2 separate regions of the Homo sapiens genome follow, and region 2 is linked to region 1. Evidence: read pairs that join two places in POLR2A ChIA-PET (ENCODE). Cell type or tissue: Caco-2. All regions are shown on one strand. Region 1 overlaps GPHN (gephyrin). Region 2 overlaps GPHN (gephyrin).

Region 1 (5,000 bases):
GGGGCCAAGGCAGGAAGATGACCTGAGACCAGGAATTCAAGACCAGCCTGGGCAACATAGTGAGACCCTGACTTTAAAAAAAAATATTAAAAAAAAAAAAAAAGCCAGGTATGGTGGCATGTGCCTGTGGTCCCAGTTGCTTGGGAGGCTGTGGAAAGAGGATTGCTTCAGCCTGGGAGCTCAAGGCTACAGTGAGCCATGATAGAGCCATTGCACTCCAGCCTGGGTGACAGAGTGAGACCGTGTCACTGTAAAAATAAAATTTTAAAAATAATAATTGTGGTAAAAGACACACAAAATAAAATTCACCACCTTAATCCCTCTTAAGAATACAGTTTGGTACTGTTAAATATAATTACCCTGTTGTGTGACCAAACACCATCTTGTAAAACTGAAACTCTATACCCATTAAACAACAGCTCCCCATTTCCTACTCCACTGAACCCCTGGTAACCACCATTCTACATTCTGTTTTTATGAATTTGACAACAATAAATATCTCATGTAAGTGGAATTATACAATATTTGTCTTCTTCTTGCTGGCTTATTTCATTTAGAATAACGCCCTCAAGATATATATTGTTTTATCTATTTTATATATATATTGTTTTATCTATTCATTCCTTCCACCTTTTGGCTGTTCTGCATAATGCTGCTATGAACATGGGCATATCAGTATCTCTTTGAGACCCTACCTTCAATTCTTGGAATTGTACAATCATAATTCTATTTTTAACTTTTTGAGGAACCATTATACTGTTTTTCATAATGGATGTACCATTTTACATCCCCACCAACAATACACAAAGGTTCCAATTTCTATATATCCTCACCAACATTTGTTATTTCAGGATTCTTCTGGTTTTGTTTTCTTTTTTTACAGCAGCCATTCTTAGGTGTGTGAGGTAATATCTCACTGTGGTTTTGATTTGCATTTGCCTAATGATTAGAGATGTTGAGCATCTTTTCAAATACTTGTTGGCCATTGAGTATCTTCTTTGTATAATACAAATGTGTATTCAAGTCCTTGCCCAATTTTAATCTAGTTTTTTTTTGTTGCTGTTGAATTCTTTTTAATCTTTTGTAACTAAATTGTCACTCTTTAAATGATGGGATTCTAATCATAGGTAAAGTTGTTATTGGTTGGTTGGTTTTCAAATCATATGAGAAGTGACCTGGAGCAATGGGAAAAGCATTGTATCAGAGAACGGAAGATGTGGTTTCAAATGATAATTATATGGCATATTTGTAGAGTGACTCTGTACATACATTTTAACCTCTGGTCATCAGGCCCCTTGTAAAAACAATGGGACAATTATATCTCCCCTATGAGATCATAGGGTTAGTCTGAGTATCTAATGAGAGACACAAATGTAAAACATTATAAAATAAAATAAAATTGTTATAAATAAATGGTGCATATAAAATCAGTTTAAATAACTTTAAAAAAAATTTTCTTTTTTTTTTTTTTTGAAATGGAGTCTCACTCTGTCGCCCAAGCTGGAGTATAATGGCATGATCTTGGCTCACTGCAACCTCCGCCTCCCAGATTCAAGCAATTCTTGTGCCTCAGCCTCTCAAGTAGCTGGGATTGCAAGTGCCCACCACCACGGCTGGCTAACTTTTTGTATTTTTAGTATACTGAGGAGGGATTTCGCCTTGTTGGCCAGGCTGGTCTTGAACTCCTTACCTCAGGTAATACATCTGCCTCAGCCTCCCAAAGCGCTGGGATTACACACGTGAGCCACAGCACCTGGCCCAAATTTTTAAATAAAGATGTACCAACCTGGAGACAGGCTGAGATGTTGTTGTGATGTATTATAAGCAAATCAGAAAAACTCATCTGGATAAATGTAATTAGATAAATATCTGTTAGATTATTTCCATTCTTATAATTCATACCAACATTCTTTTCTATTTTTTATTTCCTTGATAATGAAAGGTTTTTAAGTACCATGTTATCCAGGTAATGCTTGCTTCCAGAATATTTTTATGAAGTTCCTAAATATTCAGGAATTTCTAAGAAGCAATTAAAAATTACAAGTGCAATTTAAAAATGCACTTCATTACATACAAATATACTACTACAAAAAGCTACAGAACAACCTAACACACTCCTTTAGGATGGCCCATGAATTACCTTTTCCTATATATTGGGAAAGAAAGGATAAACATAAACAGACTTCCAAACATGAAACAGTATGGCAAACAACATTTACATGCCTTACTACAAAATTTAAATTAGTATTTTAAATATGCAATTATAAAAAAATTTACCTAAAAATTATTACTATTTAAATATAATCATTAGCTTATTCAAAACTTTGAAAAACTTATAATCCCAGATTTGTTTAGTTAGTGACTGAATTTTAACTTTGAAAATCTCCTTATCTGTCTTTTACTGGCACAGTGGTTAAGGACAAAGACTAGGTAATCTGGATTTAATTCTGACACATACATTTAATAGATGTGTGACCTTCAGCAAGTTAGTTAACCTGTGGTCTGAGACTTTCTTTCTCATGTTTAAAATTAAGCTAACAATCACACCTCTCTCAGTTGTTTCATATGTTAAATAAGTCAATAAAGTGCTTTAAATACTGATTGACATGTTATAACCATTTGCTGTTATTATTTCTATAACTATGTTTATTACTATTTTTCCTGCTTTGACATTGTGATAAATACCCTTAAAAGGATAGAAGGAAAAGTGAAACATCTTTGGTAGTGGGTGGCATAGATAAAGGTTTATCTAATTTCATCAAGGCAATCAGAAAAGATACTGATGTGGGTAGAGAATAAAATTAGTCTCACAAAGCATCATCAGTATCTAAAAAAGCATACTAAACCACTGGTTTATGTTATAATTTAGACATACTTAAAGAGAAATTTGAGAAGAATGATGTCTGCAGTATACAGATCATTTACAATCTTAATATAACTTGTAATTACTTGTTCCCAAACTCAAGTGTAACCCAAGGCGTTCTGTGAATTTTACAGAACTAATCCCAAATCTAAATAATTAAACAGAGAAATCCAAATGTCAACAAAGGACAGGTAGCTTTAGAAGTAAACTCCAATGAATAGACAAGAAAGCAAAAAACTGATTAATTGAAAGAACTAATGTAAAGCCCCCAAATAATTAAGCTATCACTTGTAAATAAATCTCAGCTGGCTCAGTTGGCTGTCTTTGATTATGCATATACTTCTCCTATCTACCTGGTTGGTACAGGTACAAGACTCAAATAAACGTGAACATAATCAGTATTATTAAACTGATCGAAGTAAAACAGTGAATTAACTATAGTTATTATCTACATAAGAAAAAGAATAAAAAGAGTGAAAACACCAATTCCTCAAACACATATAGAGCTTGAAAGCAGTGTCTAAATCTTTGATTAAAAAAAAAAAAAACTCCCCTCATACTTTCTCCCAGTCATTGCTCTACCCACAACAGAAGGAAATACTGACTTCTAACACTATATATTAATTTTGTCTGTTTCTGAACTTTATAAAAATGAATCATACCATAGGCATTCCTTTTGTATCTGATGCCTCTGCAGAACATTAAGTTTATGAGATTCATCTATGTTTAAATTTAATTGTATGCTGTTCATTCTCATTGTACAGTATACCATGCTATGAATGTACCATGATTTAGTTATCCATTCTACTATAAGTAGACATTTGGATTGTTTCCAATTTAGGTCATTACAAATAGTATCAACATTCCTGCACATGTCCTTTGGTAAACTTAAGCAAACTTTCCTTTTAGATATATACCTACAACTAAAATTCCTGGGTAATAGATAACATATATGTTCAGGTTTAGTAAACACTCCCAGTTTCCCAAAGTGGTAGTACCAATTTGTGTATCAGATATCCAACTATACAACTTCCTTACAAACACTTGGAAAAGGCATCTTTTTTACTTAGCCACTCTGGTGGGTGTGTAGAAATATTTTGCTGTGGTTTTAGCTTGCATTTCCCTAATGATTTTTTATGTTGAGTATCTTTTCATGTTCATATTGAACATATACTATTTGTGAAGTGCCTTTTCAAGTCTTTTATTCATTTTTAAAATTGGGTTATGGAATATGAGTCCTTTGTTGGATATATGTATTACAAGTATCTTCTTTCATTCTATGATTTACCTTTCAGTTTTTAGATTTCTAAAGTTCTTATTTTTAATGTGATCCAATGTATCAATTTTTCCTATTATTAAGAAATCTTTCCCTAACCCAAGATCACGAAGATATTCTGCCATGTTTCCATCTAAAAGCTTTATTTTTTAAATCTTTCATAGTTGGATCTATGATGTACCTAAAATGGATTTTTATGTATGTCAATAAGCATATTTTCTATAAGGATATTGAATTGAAATAAAATTCTTTTCTCCATTATACTTAAAAAAATCAGTCATAAATCAGGTAGAAGCATATATGCAGACCTGTTCCTGGAAGTAATAGTTTTCTTTTACTTCTGTAACAAATTAGAACAAACTTTGCAGCTCAAAACAACACAATTTTACTATTCACAATTTACAAGTCAGAAATCCAGGTTAGCTCAGCTAATTTTTCTACTCCCAGTTTCAAAAAAAAAAAAAACAAAAATCAAAATGTCTGCCTGCTGAGCTCGTACTCTTAAGGCTCAGTAAAGATTCTACTTCACACAGTCCAGTTCCTTCAGTTCCTTTGGTTACAGGATTGATGTCCCTATTTCCTTGCTGACTTAAGCTAGAGGCTATGTTTAGCAACCAGAGGCCTCTCTCCAGTCTTTTACATAGGCCCTTAAATCTCATCAATAATAGTGCACAGAATCTTTCTCATGCTTGGAATCAATGACTCCCCCTTCTGCTGCATCTCTATTCTGCTTTCAGCTGGAAAAACTTCTCTGCTCTTAAGGGTTCATGTGATTAGACTGGGCCCACTCAGAAAACCCAGGATCATTTTACTATCTTAATTGTCTGTAACCTTAACTGTATTTGCAAAGTTCCTTTTGCC
Region 2 (5,000 bases), 420 kb before region 1:
GACCACGGCACATAGGCACATGTTCCCGTCTCTGACTTCCAGCTAGTTAGCTGCCTGAGCATAGGCAGTTATCTTAAGCTGAGATTGGCTTCCCTTTAGAAGAAATTCTGAAGCTCTTGATTCCAAGCAGTAGGAAGTCCTCACCAAGGTCATACTGTAAATACTCTGTAATTTACAAGTGCTTATCTCAGGGTTATGATCTTAGAATCCCCATGTTAGGAGAGTAGAGGAAAGGGAAGCAGTTGCTGAATTCCAAATAGAGCATGTTAGCGAAAATAAAATTATTTACACAATATTATCTCCTTTAATAGTATCCTACAATAACCCTACATTGGGTAGACATTATTTCCATTTTGCATAGGAGGGAGATAAGACCTAGAAAGGTTAAGTAGCTTGTCCAGGGTCATTTGGCTAGTAAAAGGTAGAGCAAGTAAAAGAGCCAAAGAGTGTCTTGACAAAGCTACTTCTAAGTATACCTTATTTCCTTTTCCCTTATTCTCTAACAGCCCCTGAACCATCAGGAAGAGTTAATGAACTCCCAGTATGACCTTGGTGAGGACTTCCTACTGCTTGGAATCAAGAGCTTCAGAATTTCTTCTAAAGGGAAGCCAATCTCAGCTTAAGATAACTGCCTATGCTCAGGCAGCTAACTAGCTAGAAGTCAGAGACGGGAACATGTGCCTTTGTGCTGTGGTCAGTATTCTAAAAGAGATATTTCACTGCTCCAAACTTACTTCCAACAGCAAAACTTAAAGTTTCCTTGACTAGAACTGCTAAAGTGGAAAAGCAGAGAACCTAGGTCAGAGACACTGAAGTCTTTAATCATGTAATCTTAAATAAAAAAGCTTACAGCTTATAATCTAACATAAAATTCCCAAGAAAGCAAAATCCTTTCTATTAAAAAAAAGCTCATAGTTTTTCCATTGTATATAGAAAAAGATTGGGAATTTCAGGGAATGGTGCCAGAATATTTTAATCTGCCTTACAGAAGTTGATACTGTACCAAGTGTGAAGTTGTAATTTATTCATGTCATGCATTTTACAAATAAAGAAAATGAATCATAAATGTTAGTCTTACAAATGTTATCATCCATAGTTATGCCAGGAATGCCTATCAGTGGAATACTTGTTCCTTAAAATCCTCACTTGCAGATAGGAGCTGAAAATAGTAATAGGCTAAAAGACAGACCAGAGAAAATAGAAAATTCATCGGTAGTCAAAATAGAAAAACAGAAAACACTTTATACATGCAAACACGTCTAGGCACTTGCTTTATAAGAATAATGTTTACATTGATTTGAGATGCAGTATGCTATAGTGAAATGAACACCAGACTGGGAGTTAAGGATCCCGGGTTCCAGTTGTTGTAACCATAACTATTTGTCTAACTTTAAGAATATCACTGGGACTCTGTTCCAAGATGGCCGAATAGGAACAGCTCCATTCTGCAGCTCCCAGCATGACCGACGCAGAAGACAGGTGATTTCTGCATTTCCAACTGAGGTACCCAGTTCATCTCATTGGGATGGGTTGGACAGTGGGTGCAGCCCATGGAGGGCGAGTCGAAGCAGGGCGGGGCGTCACCTCACCCAGGAAGTGCAAGGGGTTGGGGGATTTCCCTTTCCTAGCCAAGGGAAGCCGTGACAGATTGTACCTCGAAAAACGGGGCATTCCTGCCCAAATCCTGTGCTTTTCCCACAGTCTTAGCAACTGGCAGACCAGGAGATTCTCTCCCATGCCTGGCTTGGCAGGTCCCAAACCCATGGAGCCTTGCTCACTGCTAGCACAGCAGTCTGAGATCAACCTGCCAGGCTGCAGCCTGGCGGGGGGAGGGGCATCCACCATTGCTGAGGCTTGAGTAGGTAAACAAAGTGGCCAGGAAGCTTGAACTGGGCGGAGCTCACCACAGCTCAGCAAGGCCTACTGCCTCTACAGACTCCACCTTTGTGGGCAGGGCATAGCTGAACAAAAGGCAGGAGAAAATTCTGCAGACTTAAACGTCCCTGTCTGACAGCTCTGAAGAGAGCAGTGGTTCTACCAGCACGTCGTTTGAGCTCTGAGAATGGACAGACTGCATCATCAAGTGAGTCCCTGACCCCTGTGTAGCCTAACTGAAAGACATCTCCTAGTAGGGGCCAGCAGACACCTCATACAGGCAGGTGTCCCTCTGGGATGAAGCTTCCAGAGGAAGCATCAGGCAGCAATATTTGCTGTTATGCAATATTTGCTGTTCTGCAGCCTCTGCTGGTGATACCCAAGGAAACAGTGTCTGGAGTGGACCTCCAGCAAACTCCAACAGATCTGCAGCTGAGCGACCTGACTCCTGGAAGGAAAACTAACAAACAGAAAGGAATAGCATCACCATCAACAAAAAGGACATCCACACCAAAACCCCATCTGTAGGTCACCAACGTCAAAGACCAAAGGTAGATAAAACCACAAAGATGGTGAGAATCCAGAGCAGAAAAGCTGAAAATTCTAAAAACCAGAGCGCCTTTTCTCCTCCAAAGGATCGCAGCTCCTCACCAGCAATGGAACAAAGCTAGATGGAGAATGTCTTTGACAAGTTGACAGAAGTAGGCTTCAGAAGGTCCGTAATAACAAACTTCTCCGAGCTAAAGGAGCATGTTCTAACCCATCACAAGGAAGCTAAAAACCTTGAAAAAAGGTTAGACGAATGGCTAATGAGAATAAACAGTGTAGAGAAGACCTTAAGTGACCTGATGTAGCTGAAAACCAAGGCACGAGAACTTCGGGAGGCATGCACTAGCTTCAATAGCAAATTTGATCAAATGGAAGAAAGGATATCAGTGATTGAAGATCAAATTAATGAAATAAAGTGAGAAGGCAAGTTTAGAAAAAAAAGAGTAAAAAGAAACGAACAAAGCCTCCAAGAAATATGGGACTATGTGAAAAGACAAATTCTACATTTGATTGTTGTACTTCAAAGTGATAGGGAGAATGGAACCAGGTTGAAAAACACTCTTTAGGACATTATCAAGGAGAACTTTCCCAACTTAGCAAGGCAGGCCAGCATTCAATTTCAGGGAATACAGAGAACACCACAAAGATACTCCTCGAGAAAAACAACCCCAAGACACATAATTGTCAATTTCACCAAGGTTGAAATGAAGGAAAAAATGTTAAGGGCAGCCAGAGAGAAAGGTCAGGTTACCCACAAAGGGAAGCCCATCAGACTAACTGCGGATCTCTCTGCAGAAACCCTGCAATCCAGAAGAGAGTGGGGGCCAATATTCAACATTCTTAAAGAAAAGAATTTTCAACCCAGAATTTCATATCCAGCCAACATAAATGAAGGAGAAATAAAGTCCTTTACAGACAAGCAAATGCTCAGAGATTTTGTCACCACCAGGCCTGTGTTACAAGAGTTCCTAAAGGAAGCACTAAACATGGAAAGGAACAACTGGTACCAGCCACTGCAAAAACCTGCCAAATTGTAAAGAACATCAATGCTATGAAGAAACTGCATCAATTAACAGGTAAAATAACCAGGTAACATCATAATGACAGGATCAAATCTACACCTAACAATATGGACCTTAAATGTAAATAGGCTAAATGCCCCAATTAAAAGACACAGACTGGCAAATTGGATAAAGAGTCAAGCCCCATCAATGTGCTGTATTCAGGAGACCCATCTCTGTGCAAAGACACACATAGGCTCAAAATAAAGGGATGGAGGAAGATCTAACAATCAAATGGAAAGCAAAAAAAAAAAAAAAAGCAGGGGTTGCCATCCTAATCTCTCATAAAACAGACTTTAAACCAACAAAGATCAAAAGAGACAAAGAAGGCCATTATATAATGGTAAAGGGATCAATGCAGCAGGAAGAGCTAACTATTCTAAATATATATGCACCCAAGACAGGAGCACCCAGATTCGTAAAGCAAGTCCTTAGAGACCTACAAAGAGACTTCGACTCCCACACAATAATAATGGGAGACTTTAACACCCCACTGTCAATATTAGATCAACGAGACAGAAGGTTAACAAGGATATCCAGGACTCAAACTCAGCTCTGGACCAAGCAGACCTAATAGACATCTACAGAGTTCTCCACCCCAAATCAACAGAATATACAGTCTTCTCAGCACCACATTGCACGTATTCTAAAATTGACAACATAATTGGAAGTAAAGCACTCCTCAGCAAATGTAAAAGAACAGAAATCACAACATACTGTCTCTCAGACCACAGTGCAATCAAATTAGAACTCAGGATTAAGAAACTCACTCAAAACCGCACAAGCACATGGAAACTGAACAACCTGCTCCTGAATGACTACTGGGTACATAATGAAATGAAGGCAGAAATAAAGATGTTCTTTGAAACCAATGAGAACGAAGACATGATGTACCAGAATCTCTGGGACACATTTAAAGCAGTGTGTAGAGGGAAACTTATAGCACTAAATGCCCACAAGAGAAAGCAGGAAAGATCTAAAATTGACACCCTAACATCATAATTAAAAGAACTAGAGAAGCAAGAGCAAACACATTCAAAAGCTAGCAGAAGGCAAGAAATAACTAAGATCAGAGCAGAACTGAAGGAGACAGAGACACGAAAAACCCTTCAAAAAATCAATGAATCCAGGAGCTGGTTTTTGAAAGGATCGACAAAATTGATAGACCGCTAGCATGACTAATAAAGAAGAAAAGAGATAAGAACCAAATAGATGCAATAAAAAATGATAAAGGGGATATCACCACTGATCCCACAGAAATACAAATTACCATCAGAGAATACCATAAACACCTCTATGCAAATAAACTAAAAAATCTAGAAGAAATGGATAAATTCCTGGACACATACACCCTCCCAAGACTAAAGCAGGAAGAAGTTGAATCTCTGAATAGACCAATAATGGGCTCTGAAATTGAGGCAATAATTAATAGCCTACCAACCAAAAAAAGTCCAGGACCAGATGGATTCACAGCCAAATTCTACGAGAGGTACAAAGAGGAGTTGGTATCATTCC

What was found. Peaks named below come from ENCODE experiments on the same cell type or tissue, not always from the same donor. Only the 100,000 strongest peaks of a DNase experiment are listed, where the experiment ranks them.
Region 2: POLR2A ChIA-PET joins it to region 1 with 5 read pairs; 2 of 35 experiments call an interaction of 5 or more read pairs at or near these places.

The regions. Positions count from the first base shown.
Region 1 is chr14:66,642,164-66,647,163 of GRCh38, reverse strand. All of the region lies in intron 1 of GPHN (gephyrin), which reads right to left. Among named protein-coding and RNA genes, the nearest start is that of GPHN, 140 kb to the right of the region's middle. In Caco-2, no CTCF peak of the experiment used is centred here; no DNase peak of the experiment used is centred here.
Region 2 is chr14:67,064,502-67,069,501 of GRCh38, reverse strand. The region is part of intron 11 of GPHN (gephyrin); the gene reads right to left. Among named protein-coding and RNA genes, the nearest start is that of GARIN2, 120 kb to the left of the region's middle. RefSeq lists enhancers at 1,183-1,712, 1,713-2,242. In Caco-2, no CTCF peak of the experiment used is centred here; a DNase peak (open chromatin) is centred at 1,881.